Regions from separate parts of the Homo sapiens genome. Here all the other regions are linked to region 3. A link is a loop called in an ENCODE intact Hi-C map of the cell type or tissue named here. Cell type or tissue: IMR-90. All regions are shown on one strand.

The links. Hi-C counts contacts between places; a loop is a spot of excess contacts. Peaks named below come from ENCODE experiments on the same cell type or tissue, not always from the same donor. Only the 100,000 strongest peaks of a DNase experiment are listed, where the experiment ranks them.
Region 1: a loop joins it to region 3, with 11 times the contacts of the local background. A loop is called at or near these places in 3 of 110 quality-filtered maps.
Region 2: a loop joins it to region 3, with 2.6 times the contacts of the local background. A loop is called at or near these places in 5 of 110 quality-filtered maps.

Annotation. Positions count from the first base shown.
Region 1 is chr2:69,058,554-69,063,553 of GRCh38, reverse strand. All of the region lies in intron 3 of ANTXR1 (ANTXR cell adhesion molecule 1), which reads right to left. Among named protein-coding and RNA genes, the nearest start is that of MIR3126, 43 kb to the left of the region's middle. In IMR-90, no CTCF peak of the experiment used is centred here; no DNase peak of the experiment used is centred here.
Region 2 is chr2:69,198,334-69,203,333 of GRCh38, reverse strand. The region is part of intron 17 of ANTXR1 (ANTXR cell adhesion molecule 1); the gene reads right to left. It overlaps LOC124906019 (a long non-coding RNA gene), which reads right to left. Exons shown (of 2, transcript XR_007086799.1): 1 at 1-5,000. Among named protein-coding and RNA genes, the nearest start is that of MIR3126, 97 kb to the right of the region's middle. In IMR-90, no CTCF peak of the experiment used is centred here; a DNase peak (open chromatin) is centred at 3,043; H3K27ac peaks cover 1,862 bases.
Region 3 is chr2:69,304,544-69,309,543 of GRCh38, reverse strand. No RefSeq gene overlaps it. Among named protein-coding and RNA genes, the nearest start is that of GFPT1, 80 kb to the left of the region's middle. RefSeq lists enhancers at 2,157-2,206, 2,692-3,431 and a silencer at 2,437-2,586. In IMR-90, CTCF peaks have their summits at 483, 1,981 (motif pointing right) and 2,393 (motif pointing left); a DNase peak (open chromatin) is centred at 2,013; H3K4me3 peaks cover 923 bases; H3K27ac peaks cover 2,089 bases.

The DNA of each region.
Region 1 (5,000 bases), 250 kb after region 3:
TGGTATCATTTTCCTTCACCCTAAAGAATTCCTTTAGCATTTTTTTTAATAGCGCAGATTTGCTGCTGATGATTCTCTTAGGCATTTTCCCCCTTCTGAAAATGTCTAATTCTGCCTTAAATATTTTAACTGGATATAGAATTTTAAGTTGATTTTTTTCTTTTATCTCTTTAAAGATATTGGACCTTCATTCTCTGGATTGCATTTTTTTTTCCTAATAAAAAGTAAGTTATTTTTTTAATGTTGCTTCTCTTTAATATATCTTTCCTGCCTTCCCTCTGGCCGCTTTTTAGATTTTTCAGAAATTTGACTATGATGCACTTAGGTGATGCTTTCTTTGCATTTGTCCTGCTTGAGGTTCTTTGAGCTTCTTGGATCTGTGTGTGGATCACGTTTGGTATTCCAATTACACAAATACATGTTATCAAGTAGTATAGATCACTTGATATTCTCCCATAAGTCACAGGACTGGTTCATTTTCTCCCTCCAGCCCTCAGACTTTTCCCTTTCTGTCTTTCAGTTTGGATATTTCTATTCACTTGTTTTTAAACTTATTAATCCCTTTTCTGTGGTGTTCAATCTGGTTTTAAACCTATCTGATAAATTTTTTATTTCAAATAATGTATCTTTCAGTTCCACAGTTTTCACTTGGTTCTTTCTTTGAGTTTTCTTTTTTTAATTTCTGATCACCCATATCTTCCCCCCCATTGTATTCACCTTTTCCTGTAAATTATTTAACCTATTTATAATAGTTGCTTAAAAGTCCCTGTCCATTAATTCAAATAACTGAGTCATCTGTGGTTTGTTTCTATTAACTATGTTTTTCTTTATTGTGAGTAATATTCCTCTGCTTCTTCCCATTTTTCATAACAGTTTACATTTCAGTCACTGAGTATAAAAAAAGCAGTGGAGACTTCGGTATAATATTGATTTGTGTTGTTTACTCACTGCAGAGCATAAGGCTTTTATTCTTTGTGAGCTAGGGCGAGGGGCTGATCATTAGATTCCTCCTTGAGTCAGGGTGAGCTTGGGCTGGGCTGCACCTTTTGTTAGATTCATGTTCCCTGTTATTAGGCCAACTCCTGGACTTTTGCCCTGCCCTGCCTTTGTGATCTTCTCAGTATTTGAATTGGTAGATGGCTAGGTGCAGCTTCAGATATTTTTGCTTGACCTTTGTATTTCACTCTGGTAGGACTCCAGAATCCAAGCACAATGAGAATCCACCTAATTATGTGATTTATCTCTACTCTGCAGGCAATTCCTCCACTGCTGCTTTCTTGGAAAAATGCAGAAATGTGGGTGAGGGGGGATAACTTAGGCTGAGATATTTCTTTTTCATTTCAGATTCTAAAGCCTCCTTCTGGCACACATGTTTATGTAAGACTCAGCTGACTTTTCCTTATCCCTGCAGAGTGTCTGTCTATGGCAGACCCACTCCTCCAATTACCCAAACCTAGACCACGCATCCACCTTTAAGTATGGAAGCTTCTGCAGAACCTTCTCTGCTTAGCTATTATATAAAGGGTTTGTTTCTCTCTAATTCAGTTAATCAGTGCTTCCTGCATCTCTACTAGCCTCACGGAAACATATGAATTTTATTTTGTCTGGGCTTTTCTGGTTGACCATGGAAATGAAGGCTTTTCACATCTCTGAATATCATAAACAGAAGCAGACATACTTTACAGTTCTTTTCTAAATGTTTGTGACTACACATTTGTCTCAAATCAGAAAGAAAAATACTAGATGCTGATTACCAGCATACAAATACACTCTAGTATCTCTTATCTTAAAAACATTTTTTAAAGTCCTCTTTGATCCCACATCTCCCTCTAGCTACTGACCTATTTATTCACATCTCTCTATATGACACAGCTTCTTGAAACTTGTCTCCTCACTCCTTGTCTTTTCTGGTGGAGTCCTTCTTCAAATGTTTAGTGATCTTTGGCTGTCTGTCCATATCAAATGAATGAGACTAAAAGCCTTGTTGGAAGCTCTGCATGCATGGTGGGCATGCCAATTGATGAATGACCAGCTTTTTTTTTTTTTTTGGCAGTTGTTTTTTGTTGTTGTTGAAGACTCTCAAATATCATTTTATGTGTATGTATTTTTCCCTCTAAGACATTTATTTCTACAGAGAAGTAGTTTTCAAACTCTTTTCTTAGATTTTAAGTCTGAAATTGGACAAGGAAGAAGGCTGGAAGTAGCAACATTTGTTTTGCAGATGTCTCTATAATTTCTCTGTGCCTGGTGTCCCTGACTATGAAACCATTCTTGTGCAATTTTGTCAGAAAATATGCTTCTCCTCTCTGGTGGAGGTAAATAAGGGGTAATTTTCAAACTCTAGTGGGAAGGAGGGATGGTTCTGAAGGTTGAAGAGCTTTTAAACAATCAATATTCCAGTTTTCACTCTCTAACCCTTCCTTGCCTTTTGCAATATCCAGGTTTTGAGCTTTCTAGGATTCTACAAGGCTACATGGTTTGTTCATCTTCAGTATTTCCTTCCACAGGATTATATTTGACTTTTCTCCACAGTGCCATATCATTTGCCACTCTTCCTTCCCTTCTATTCTTATATGTGGTGTTTTTATGGTTTAAATATTTCTCAGTTTCCTCAAAGATGGTCTTTGTGCTTTTGTTTCAAGTTTTCCTGGTTTGGGGTTGGTTTTTTGAAAGAAAGGGGAAAACATCTTAACTTATCAAAATATTTTTATTTATTTTAATTTAAAAATCTCATTTTAAAGTTGGAAGTCCTCATTTTTTAACCCACTCTGCTCTGACTTTTGTCTCCACAACTCTGCCTCTGCTGAAACTGCTTCTAGCAAGGCCCGCTATGTTACCAATCCAATGGTCACCTCTCTGGCTTCATGTTCCTCAACCTCTTTCAGCATAAGACACAGTTGATGTCCTTCATTTAAGCAATGCTCTCTTCTCTGAAAGATTTGAGAGTAGATTTGTGTTTTATGGCATGATTTCCATTACACCATACTCTCTCCTTCTACCTTACCACCTGTTCTTTCTCACATTTCTATGTAAGTTGTTCCATCTCATCTAGAACTCTAAAGATTGGAGTTCCAGCTCCAGAACTCAGTAAGATCACCCATCCTCACATCAGCACTGTTTTACAAGGTCACCTCATTCTTCCATGACTTCAGAGCCAAACTCCATCAAAGAAGCATGAGCTTTGGAGGAAGACAGACTCGGGATGGAAATCTTATTCTACCAAGTGCTAGGTATGTCAGCTAACCTCCCTGAACTTTAGCTTTCTCAAAGTAAAACAAAGGTGTGGAATGCTAAGATCTACCAGATTTCTTCCAGCTTAGAATATTGCATCTGATTTGAACTGGGAACAAAAGAGCAAGCAGAAATAGAACCTGGGTATCTTCTGGGAACTGGAGAGGCCACACTTGGCAGACAGGAATAGTCCATGATGTAACACAGGATCCAGTGCAGAGCCAGAAGGGAAGCTGACAAAGAGGAGCCCATCAAGGAATTTTTAAAGGTTGCAGCATAAGCTGGCATAAAAGACAAGAGGGATGGTTTAATCACAGGACAAGATGAATTTGTCCAAACTCTTCTTTATACAACTCTATTTTCATTGGTCACACATTTGTGCAGTAATTTCACCATGTGGTTTTCTATGGCACCATCTGGCTTTTGAAATAAGCCCTGTTAGACCTTCACATACCTTAAGACTTAGCAATTTAACTCCTGGTTATCTACAGGCATACCTTGGATATATTGTGGGTTCTGTCCCAGACCACCAAGATAAAGTGAATATTGAAATATTGAAGTAAAGTGACTCTCACAACATTTTTGGCCTCCCAGTGCATATAAAAGTTATGCTATACTATATTGCAGTCTATTAAGCATGTAATAGTAGTATGTCTTTAAAAAGTACATACTTCAAATTAGCCGGGCATAGTGGCAGGTGCCTGTAATCCCAGCTACTCAGGACGCTGAGACAGGAGAATCACTTGAACCAGGGAGACGGAGGTTGCAGTGAGCCAAGATCGTGCCATTGCACTCCAGCCTGGGCAACAAGAGCAAAACTCGGTCTCAAAAAAAAAAAAAAGTACACACTTCGATGAAAAATACTTTATTGCTAAAGATTGCTAATGATCATCTGAGCCTTCAGTGAATCATAATCTTTTGCTGGTGGAGGGTTCTGCCTCGATACTGACGGCTGCTGACTGATCAGAGTGATGGTTGCTGAAGGTGGGGTGGCTGTGGCAATTTTTAAAAATAAGACAACAATGAAGTTTGACCCATCAATTCACTCTTCCTTTCACACAAGATTTCTCTGTAGTATGTGATGCTCTTTGATAGCATTTTACCCACCATAGAACTTCTTTCAAAATTGGAGCGAATCCTCTCAAACCTTGTTGCTGCTCTATCAACTAAGTTTATGGAATATTCTAAGTTCCTTGTAATTTCAACAATGTTCATAGCATCTTCACCAGCAGTAGGTTCCATCTCAAGAAACCACTTTCTTTGCTCATCGTTAAGAATCAAGTCCTCATGAGTTCAAGTTTTATCATGAGATTGCAACAATTCAGCCACATCTTCAGGCTCCGCTTCAAATTCTGGTTCTCTTGCTGTTTCCACCACATCTGTGGTTACTTCCTCCACTAAAGTCTTGAACCCCTCAAAGTCAGTTGTGAAAGTTAGAATCAACTTCTTCTAAGTTGCTGTTAATGTCGATATTTTGGCCACTCCTGCATGAATCACAAATGTTCTTAATGGCATCTACAATGGTGAATCCTTTCCCAAAGGTTTTCAATCTACTTTGCCAAGATCCATCAGAGGAATCACTATGTATGGCAGCTATAGACATGCATTTCTTAAATAATAAGACTTGAAAATCTAAATTACTCCCTGATCCATGGGCTACAGAATGGATGTTGTGTTAGCAGGCATGAAAATGACATTAATCTCCTTGTACACCTTTATCAGATCTCTTAGGTGACCAGGTGCATTGCTAATGAGTAGTAATATTTTGA
Region 2 (5,000 bases), 110 kb after region 3:
ACTGAATGAATACTACAGAGAATTCAAACATCCAGGGAAGATGGCTGTGCCAGAATAAATCACACCCTCTAGGAACATTTCCTATAATTTGCTCTTTTTTCTTCCTTTTTCTTAAAATGATCCGTTTCTTACAAAAATTTATAAAAGGTCAGGAGACTTTCCCTCCAGATCTGTTGGGACCTTATACCTGGTGTCAGATAGGAATTCTGAAGATGTCCATTTACACAACATAAAGAGCTAATGTAAACTTAATTGTTTATTGTGCAAGAAAAACGACTTTCATGTAAGACTTCAATATGTAGATAACTTGGTTCTTTTGGTCATTGCTGGTTTGAACATAAAATAATTCTGAGAAAAAGTTTTTCCTACAGGTTAAGAGGTAATTAAAATTCTCTGAAATCAATGGCAGTTTTCAGGGAGAAGGAAGGGAAGAAAATAAGCTCCCATCTTTTCAAATTATTTATACCTACCATTTTATTTAATCCTGAGACATTCACTCTGGAATGTGGAGAAGTGCTGCCAGCATAGGAGCAATGGGGTTCCCAAGGTGTGGCTGTTTCCAGGAGCTCCAGTTCCAGCTCCTCCACTCCTCCAGCCACATCACAGGGAGAACAGAGCCCATCACTTCCCACAGGGATGTCCTCACTTCCTGCCCTCTCACTCATACCTGGGATCTACAACCCATGTCACTAAGGAGGACTGGCACTTCCTCCTAAGCCCTCCAACCCCTTCTCCTAAGAGTTCCTGCAGTCTAACAGTGAGTTCTTGTCTTCAACCCCTTCCTCTACTGGATCTCTGCCACACGCACTTAATCACGCTCAAGTCTTACTAAGACAAAGAACTCTTTCCAATTCTAGATCTCCTCCAGCTACTGCCTTGGCTCTCCCTCCCATTGTTTGTTAAGCTTTGCTCCCAACCCCATCATCCCACAGAGCTCGGGTCACTAAGGGCACCATAACCTCCTTACTGCTAATCTTATTAGATGATTGCTCTCAGTTTGCATCTTAATTTCCCATCACTTGACACTCCACCCTCCTCCATAATGTATTATTTTCCCTTGGCTTCCATGACCCCAGACTTTCCTCTTACAACTTCTCTTTCTCTTGGCTGGTCCTTCTTAGTCGTCTTCTTGCTCTATTTCTTTTCTCCACCCTGACTTAAAGGATGTGACCCTCAGGGTTCAGTGCTTAACTTCTTCTCTCTACCCCTCTCCCTGGTTTCCCCTCTAGTCACATTGGTCTCAACTGCCATGGCCAATGACTCTCAGATCTTTGCCTGCAGCCCAAAACTCTCACTGGAGCAAAACTGCCCCCTGACTAGGGTGAGGCATGCGAGGTGTCTAGGGCACAAAATTTAAGGAGGCATGTACTCGCAGGTCCCTACTTTCACACAACCCTGACAGTGAGCAACCCAGAGAGTTCCTGCCCTAGATGCCTTCATGCTTCCCCCTGGTCCTGACCTGCTGCAGGTCCTTTTTGTTTGGATGTCCCACAGGCACTGTGAACTCCACAAGTTAAAAAGTGACGTCCTCATCTTCCCTCGCAAAGCTGTCCTCATCCTGGTGAATGGCAGGCAGCACAGTCAGCAATGTCGCTTGGGCCAAATCCTGGAGGTCCTCCTTCACACTTTCTACCCTCTCATCCTCTACACCCAGGCAGTTACCAAATCTGTGATTATTTGCTCAATATCTTGTGAATCCAAGCTGTCTTCCTTGCCCACCACTCTGCACTTCAGGGTGCCAGCCTCTCTCACTGCCGCTATGTCCACACTGCAGCCAGTGCGACCTTTCTAAAATGCACATCCGATTGCGCCTCTGCTTAAAACTCTTGCAGTAAGTCTCTACTGTCCTCAGGGTGGAGTACAGCCTCGTCAGGCTGGCAGAGCAGGCTCCCACGGCCGGCAACTCAGGTTCCTCTTCACCACAGTCCCTCCTCTCAGTGCCTCCCACTCTGTCCTCCTCTGTACCCTGCTCCTTGTGTCTCCCTGAAGGAGCCACAGTCTCACCTGCAGATCTGTATGCAAGCTTCCCTGTCACTAGAATATTCTACCTCCCCAACTCCATTCCCCCTTCTTGTCTTAGCTTAAATGTCCATTCAAGAAGGCATTTGGACTCCAAGGCTGGTGAGATGCCTTTCCTGGGTATAGCTCCCACACCTCATGTGCTCAGCTCCATCACAGAGCCTTTCACACCAGGCAGTGTTTGGGAGCTTCCTGTTTGTCCCTGTTCCTCGAGGGCAGGGACAGGGCTCATTCATTAATCTTGAATATCAAGCACTAATACAGTGCTCATTGGCTCTTAGAAGACATCTAACAACTATGGGTTGAATGCATGAAGGAGTTCAGGAATCCCTAGTGTTGACTTTCAAGTCTGAAAGTCCTAAATTCAAGCCCCAGACCTCCTTACCAGCTGTGTGTCCTTGGAAAAGTTAGTAATTTTCCCTGAGCCTCAATTTCTGTTCTTTAAAATGGAGATCATCATTACCCCAAGTTACTGTGAATGGGTTTATGCTTCTGTAAACATTTGCAGTTCATACAGTGCATGACACTCTCTTCTCTTGCACACCATACATACATACATACATACATGAACTCCTGGAAGCCAGAGTTTAGTCCTCTGCTAATGGATATCCCTAGTGCTCAGCCCAGAAATGGATTCTTAGTGGGAGTGCAATTGGTTTTTGTTGAGGGAAAGCAGCCATGGCAGGCCTTAGAAATTGGCAGTGAACAGGGAAAAGAAAAAAAGGAAAGGGGTTAGAAGAAAGAGGGAATGCAGGAAATGTGAAGGAGAGAGAAGAGAGGAGAGAGAATGCAAGAGTGCAGACACTTTCTCTGAGGCCTGCTACAGGAGGCTTATCTGCTTTAGAAGGACTGGGCAGAGGATAACCTCTCTCCTGGAGGATAACCTGCCCAGGCTATTCTCGCCTCTGCGACAGTAGGGAGACATGGTGCCCATGTGACTGGCCTCACGCCCTTATTGGAAACAGCTGGGGAGGATTTCACAACCTCTGAGGCTTCAGATGAGTTTCAAACATTGTTTATGTACATTTACGTGTGTGTTTCCCTGGGTCTCTTCTGGTTGCAAGGAGATCCAGGCTTGCAAAACAAGCCCTGAGTGAGCTTTAGTATTTTGTTCTTGCAGATAGTAATGGAATGTACCGGCCTCCTGATGCCAGATCTGAAAACAGATGACATCCAAACCCAGTGGGTTCTCTGGGAGCACGTGAAGTGGGATGGAGTTCGATTTGGAGTAAAAGTGACTGGGGAGGGCTCAGGCTGGTTGGTAGATGATTGAATTCCATCCAGAAAAGACATATGAGGCTGAGTTCTATTTTCTCTTTTCCATCTTCTTTACTCAAGCAGTAGCAATGACATGGCAGCCTCAGTCTAGATTAACCATCTTCCTGATAGGAAAGGGACTGTTAAAAGCCCATGAAGAGTGTGATCAGCCTATCTTACTCTTGGGGTTTCTGAAGGAACATGGGGAGTTGCCTTTAAATTGTTTCAAAAAGGAAAGAGAAGATGCTGCCCTGAGTGAAAAAGAGGGAATTGGACCACCTCACTGCTTCTCAACCTTAGATGCCCATTAGAATCACCTGGGGAGGCTTTGTGATTCCCAGGTGATCCTATAAGTGCCCAGACCTCATCACAGAACAATTAAACAGAACCTTTAGGGGGGGACCTTGAAAGCTCTCTAGGTGATAACAATGTGCAAACACATTGAAAACCACTGGAGTCCACGCTCTGATCTCTGAATTCCCTTATGTTTCTGTGTTTGAAATTAGTAATCTAGGAACAGAATATGTGAAGATGGGAGATTTCTTCACAACTCACTGAGGCTTAATATTTAGATTTAAGGTAGACTAGTTATTCTCCAGTTGTGTCAATAGGTGCTCTATGGAGAAATATAGAAAAGGGGCGGCTTGGTGGCCAAAGCAGTATAGAAATATTGCCTAGGACCCCAGACTCTCAGGGTGAGAGGTACTCTGAAGTTTGTTTGGTTCCTTATCTTACTGGTTTTCAAAGTGTAATCCCCAGACCAGCAGCATCAGCATCACATGGGAGTTTGTTAGAAATGCTAATTCCCAGGCTCCACCCCAGAACTTCTGAATCAGAAACTCCGAGCATGGGTTCAGCAAGCTGTGCTTTAACAAACCTTCTAGGTGATTCTGATGCTCAAGTTTGAGAACCATTGATCTGCTACAGGAATCCCCTGTGTCCTGGCCTAGTGGTTAATTTGTCTTATCCGTGTTTGGTAACATTAGTTACCTGGAGCATTAGTCTCTGGGGCAGCCCGTTGTGTTGTTGAAACTTGCATCCTTCAATTCTTTCTGATGAAATTTGTTTCCCCATTGTTTCTACCTATGGGGCTAGCTCTGTTCAATGGGATGGCCCAGAGTAAATCCAAGTCACTTTCTATTAATACATCCACTTCAAGGCATTCAAGATAATTTTCTAGGACTTCTCATTTAATATAACATATGGCCCATAGCTTCCAAAGGAGCCTTTCCCAAATCTACACTAAAATACTCAGGAAGATGCAGAAAAGGTGACAATTCGCATTACCATCAAAAACAGACCGAGGGGGTGGAAGTGTGGAAGAAAATTTTTGTGAAAATGTATGTTCTCTTGAAGTAGGGGAGGCTTCTCTAAATTTGAAACAAAAGGCAGGAATCATAAATATTTATAGATTTGACTGTAAAATTGTAGAAAACTTGAATATATTTCTAAAAAGTTAAAAGGTAAATGGCAAACTAGAAAAAACTTTGGACATATATTACATGGTTAGACTTTAAATGTCATAAGGATTAAGTACCACATACTTAATGCAAGCACAGGATCTGATACATAGTAGGCTTTCAAAACATTTGATTAATATATGAATGAAGATGGGTTAAGAAAATGATCACAGGAAACCAACACTAAAATATCCAGTGGAAAAATGAGCCAAGTCAAACCAATTGACAAACGAGAAAATAAACATTAAAAAAATCGTTCTACCT
Region 3 (5,000 bases):
CACCCAGCATTCAGAAGTAGACACTGCCACAGTAATTCAGTTCACACTCCCAATACAACTTGCACAGCACCTACCACACCTCTCTGAGTGGCACCGCAGCCTTCAGATTACCACTGCCTGAGATGTCCACTTCCTGTTAGCCCATATCTAATTATGTGTGGAGACTTAACAAATCCTGTATTGTGAGAGGACTCCTCTGGTTATGGGTAACAGAAACCCTACTCTATGGAACTGAAGCACAAAAGGGGACTTAGAACTGGATCGTGTCACTGGAAATGCCAGGGTAACCTGGCTTCAGGAATCACCGACCCAGCTTGTGTGCCTGTATCCCAGATTCTGGCACATCTGACATAATCCCTGTGACCCTCCTCTCCATAGTTTCCCCATAGTCTCCAGGAAGACTCCGTCTTTTTAGACATGTTGGGTCTGACCTAAGGACTTTGAGTGTTCTCAGGCATTTCTCTAGGGACACAGAGTGACCAGAAATGCCAGCCAGCTTGGGCAAAGCCACTTGCCTTTTCCTCCCTCTGGAACATCCAGCCACCTCTCTAGACCTGCCCAGGAGCTCAGAGCAGCCTAGGAGGTCCTCTCAGTTGTTGCCCCCTCACTGTCCTCTGGGGTCTCCAGAGCCAGCAGGGAGTACTGAGGGTCCCTCCCAGCTGCAAGCTCCAGAATTCTCTACAGATGCCACTGCCAGGGTTACCCTGTGAATAAACTGGTTCTACTCCAAGGGTGTCACACGTGCATGATGTAGGTAGACATGGCATCGGGACTCCAATGATCCCAGACAGAATCTGCATGACCTCCTGTGAATATCGCCAGCAGCAGCCAATCTGTGGGTCCATATTTTGGCTTAATTCCCCCAGCTTTGGGGTCCTTCATAACGACAGGACATTGGTGTCCTCCTCCACCACTCCAAATGCCACAGGCATTTATCAAAGTCCCCAGGAGTTTGCGTGTGTGTTTAGGAAGAAGCCCATTACGTCTTCTGCGGGTCTGGGTTAGCAATCGTCTGCACCTGTTGTGCCCTCTCCTCAGGGCCCATGCCTTGCCCCGCAAGCTGGTCACCCCACAGCGGCTGCTCCTGAGGTATTACCAGGCTCAGTTCTTGCACTGAGTGGGGCTGGGACCACATACCACAGGGTCACTCTCTCATTCACTGCTCCACCATCTCCTTTCCACTAAACTTTCTTCTGCACTAAAAGATCCTCATATCCCCTGCCATGAACACCACAGCCATCTATTTCAGCAGGTGACCCCCTGTTAAACAGAGCCACCAGAGAGACCCCCAGGAGCACAGCGCTGGTTGGAGAACACCACAGCTGGGGTCTAGATGTCCTCATTCTCGGCCTTCTTCTTTTATACCCAAACGATGCTTTCTCTGTTAATAATATCTGAGAGAACTGTTGCTTAAAAATGTAAAACGAAACCACCGTGTAAATGGAGCGGGGTCTTCCTTGGAAAGTCTAACCTTGGGGGCACCTAGTTGATGTAAAGAAACCACTGGCTGTCAGAGGGGAAGGGGGATTTGAGGACAGCCGAGTCAGGGAGCGTGGAGCAGCCAGGCTTTGTGGCAGGGCCTTCCACAGGGGCATGCTGGAGCTCAGCACTGAGAGCACCGGGAAGAGAGGGACAGCAATGGGCACCTCAGCCCCTCAGCAGGAGAAGATGGCGACCGCCACAGTGGCCCAGACTCCTGGAACTTCTGAACTACTTGGTAATTGGTTGGAATTTTCGGGGGTCCGCAGAACCCACAGTTCTCCAGGTGGAGCCGAACCAGAAAAATGCTACTTTGTGGTGTTACTGTGACCCCCACCCCCGCGCCGTATCCACCCCAGGTGCATTGATTAGGAAGTTGGTTCTGGCTATTTAAAACAGTGCTGAAACAGGTGGGTGTGAGCGGGGGAGCGGAATCACACAAACCGCGCTGGTCACAGCAGAGGAGCGCCCCACACGACAGCCTTGCGGAGACGGGCAGCGGCCACACGGGGGCAGCGCCTTCCCAGCCTGAATGAGCACAGACGCCGCGAAGCCCCCGAGAGTCGAGAGGAAGCGCAGTTAAGGGGCGGCCACGCGTCTCGGCCCTGTGCCCTTCCTTACATTTCTCGCTCTGCGGGGCGCGCCATGCCTGCAAACACAGGGCATCAATGGTCTTGGGAGGCTGGAATGTGGGGTGTGCAGAATCCATCCAGCGCAGTCTAGGGCAGGACCCAAGGGACACCCTGTGGGGGTGCTCTGGGCTGGTCCCCTCCAAGCCCCTCTGCCCGCTCCCTGATCTCACTCAGATCGGTCCCCTCTCCCTCAGAGAGCGGCCCTTGAGCTTCAGGCACTTTTCTAGGCCCTGGGGGCACAGCCGTCCCGGGGCGCCGTCTGGAGGGCAGGGACAGTAGTGTCCCCGCAGCGCCTCCTACCTGCCACCACCTCCACCTGTGCCGGGAGCCCCAGACCCGCCGGCCGAGCCGGGTGCGGAAGAGGCTGCAGGCGCCCGGGGCCCGGCCTTCGGAAGTAGGGGTCGCAGAGGGGCTCCGGCCTTGCGGTATCTTGTGTCGGCCGCACCCCAGGGTGTGGCTCTGGAACGGGTAGTGGGGAAGCTGCGGCGGCGCGCAGTGATCCCAGCGGGGCGTCTGGAGACAACAGAAGGGGCGGTGCTCACGGGACCGGCGTCTTTCCCGGGGGCCACAGTCGGGCCAGCGGGGCATCTCTCCGGACGGCCCCTCCCCGCTCTCTCTGCTCGGATGTTCACGCTTCCACCCTCAGCGCGGGGCCGCCCTGCCTCCCCCTCCGGAGCCCCCAAGCGGGTGTCAAGGGCAGCCGCACCCACGCGGAAAGCTCAGTTTCCCCTCCTGTCCTTTAGGTTTCTGTGGCTTCTTTCTGCCTCCGTAGCTGGAGCCAGGACGTGGCCGTGGTCCGGGAGAGCTGCGCCCAGAGTCCCGGCTTCCTGCGTGAGGGGGAGCGGCTGGGAAGCGGGTTCCTGGCGGCTGGACCACCGCCCCAGGTGGGCGTGCGAACTCAGGGCCTGGATTCGCACACAGAGAGCCCTCCTACAGCTGTGCACGCCCCGCGCCGGCTCCCCTTCCTGGTTTTTGATGGATACAGCCGGTCCCAGGCCCACCAGTTTAAATGAGTTTAAATCCCCACGCAGCCGACATTGAGGAGAGAATTCAGGAAGCTGGCACGGCTGCATCTCCAGCCAGAAGGTTTTGTGTCTGACATTTGATTGCAAATTGCAACGTTTCAAGGCTTTATAGCTCAGGGGTTGAAGGCAGGAGAGGGAGCCTATCTGTAAATATCTTTCTCCTTAAAATGTGGTCTCTCCCGCCTCTCTTCCTTTTGGCTCCTTTCCTTTTTTTTGGCACAGGAAGATGGCTGAGGTCAGCGAGGCTGGGTTGTTTCCCTGTCCACAGCGCATTAGGGACCAGAAAAGAATGTTGGTGTCTCTAAGGTGAGCTGCTGTCGCCTCAGGGTCCCGGGCTGGGGGTGACAAGGGCTAAGCTAAGACGAGGCCCCTAGGTGAGTGGATTTTGCATTGATTTGGAAGCTGGTTCAGGCTATTCAAAACAGTGCTGAATTCTTTGATGTTGAGGTCGCTTTGGACCTCGAGGTCCCACTTATGCCGGCTTCTTGCTCCAGGAGCGACGGCCCTGGTAGAGAAAGGGAAGTCGCGCAGCCTCTCAGGTGGCCAGGTCTCCCGCTAACCCCCACTGGCAGCTTGTCTGAGGTCTGACTGCAGAGCTGTCCGAAAGGAGCTGGGCTAGGAGATGCCAGTGGGATGTCCCAGCCACACAAAACTGCAGGCAGAAATGGGTTGACCATGCCTCAGTCTTGACTGCCCCACCCATTGCCCACCCCAGTGCCTGACCAGCTTGCAATGACTTGACCAGTACATGTGACCCTCAGCAGCCACCTGCTAATATAAGCTCCCATTTCAATCCACTTCACATGCCACCTGCCCATTCAGGACCCTCACCTCCAACGCCCCCCCCCCCCCCACCCCTTGCTGCAGCATGCCTCAACTCCCCAGGCCTTGCTCAGCCTGCTGTCTTAGAAGAACTGGTCGTGTGTGGTCCAGGGCTCTGGGCTCTGGCCTCTGCATCGTGTCAGCACGTGGCTGCCCTGGGCTGGAAGAGGGACGCTGCTGTCCCTTCTGGTATTCTGGGCAAGGGGATGAGGAGGCTTTTCTCCAAGGCCCTGTAACGCAGCTGAGATCAGGCTGAAATTTTTAGCAGGACCGTCCTGGAGGCTTGGACAAGCACAGGGCAGTGAGGTGCAGTCCACCTCCCAGGGTGGTGGCTACTAGGGCCATAGGAGCATCCTTGGGGAGATGGGGACCCCCCGCAGAGTTGTAGCTGCCATCATCTCTCCCCCAGAGAGAGGGTTCTACCTGCTCTCTATATTCAGGAGAGAGGATGAGGACTTCCATTCACCTTTGGGACAGCCTTTACTTTGTCCCCGGGCCCAAAGAGAAGAGGAAATTCCTTTTTCCTGCAGCCCGGGACTCAGATCCTCTCATTTCTGTGCCTTGGTCTGTCTGTGCCTAGGACACTTGACAGTGGGGTTCATCCAGTTGCGGAGAGAGAGAGGGACAGTAGCCCCATCCTCAGCGACAGCAGCCCCACCCTCAGCGACAGCCCCACCCTGGGCCCTGCAGGCTGCGCTCCACAGAGCCACAGCTGCTATCAGCGCACTCGGGTATCAGCCGCGCACGGGGGGATGTCGGGAGCTCAGTGCATTCCTTTCCCTCCACCCACCCTCAGATCAGGCAGCACTCATGTCTGCCTGGAACATCTGCGTTCAGATTCCTGGAGGCTTCGCAGTTACCTTCAGGGATAATGTGGGCATTTGCTTCACTCAAGATGGTTTTCCTAGAAAAGGGCAAATCTGACTCTGGGGTGAATTTAGGCATCAACTCATATGGAAGTAAACTGCTGGATCCTTGAAGTACAGCTTATGCAGAGTTTAAAAATTCTCCAGGTTTGGGTCCAAGCTACAGCATCACTTTC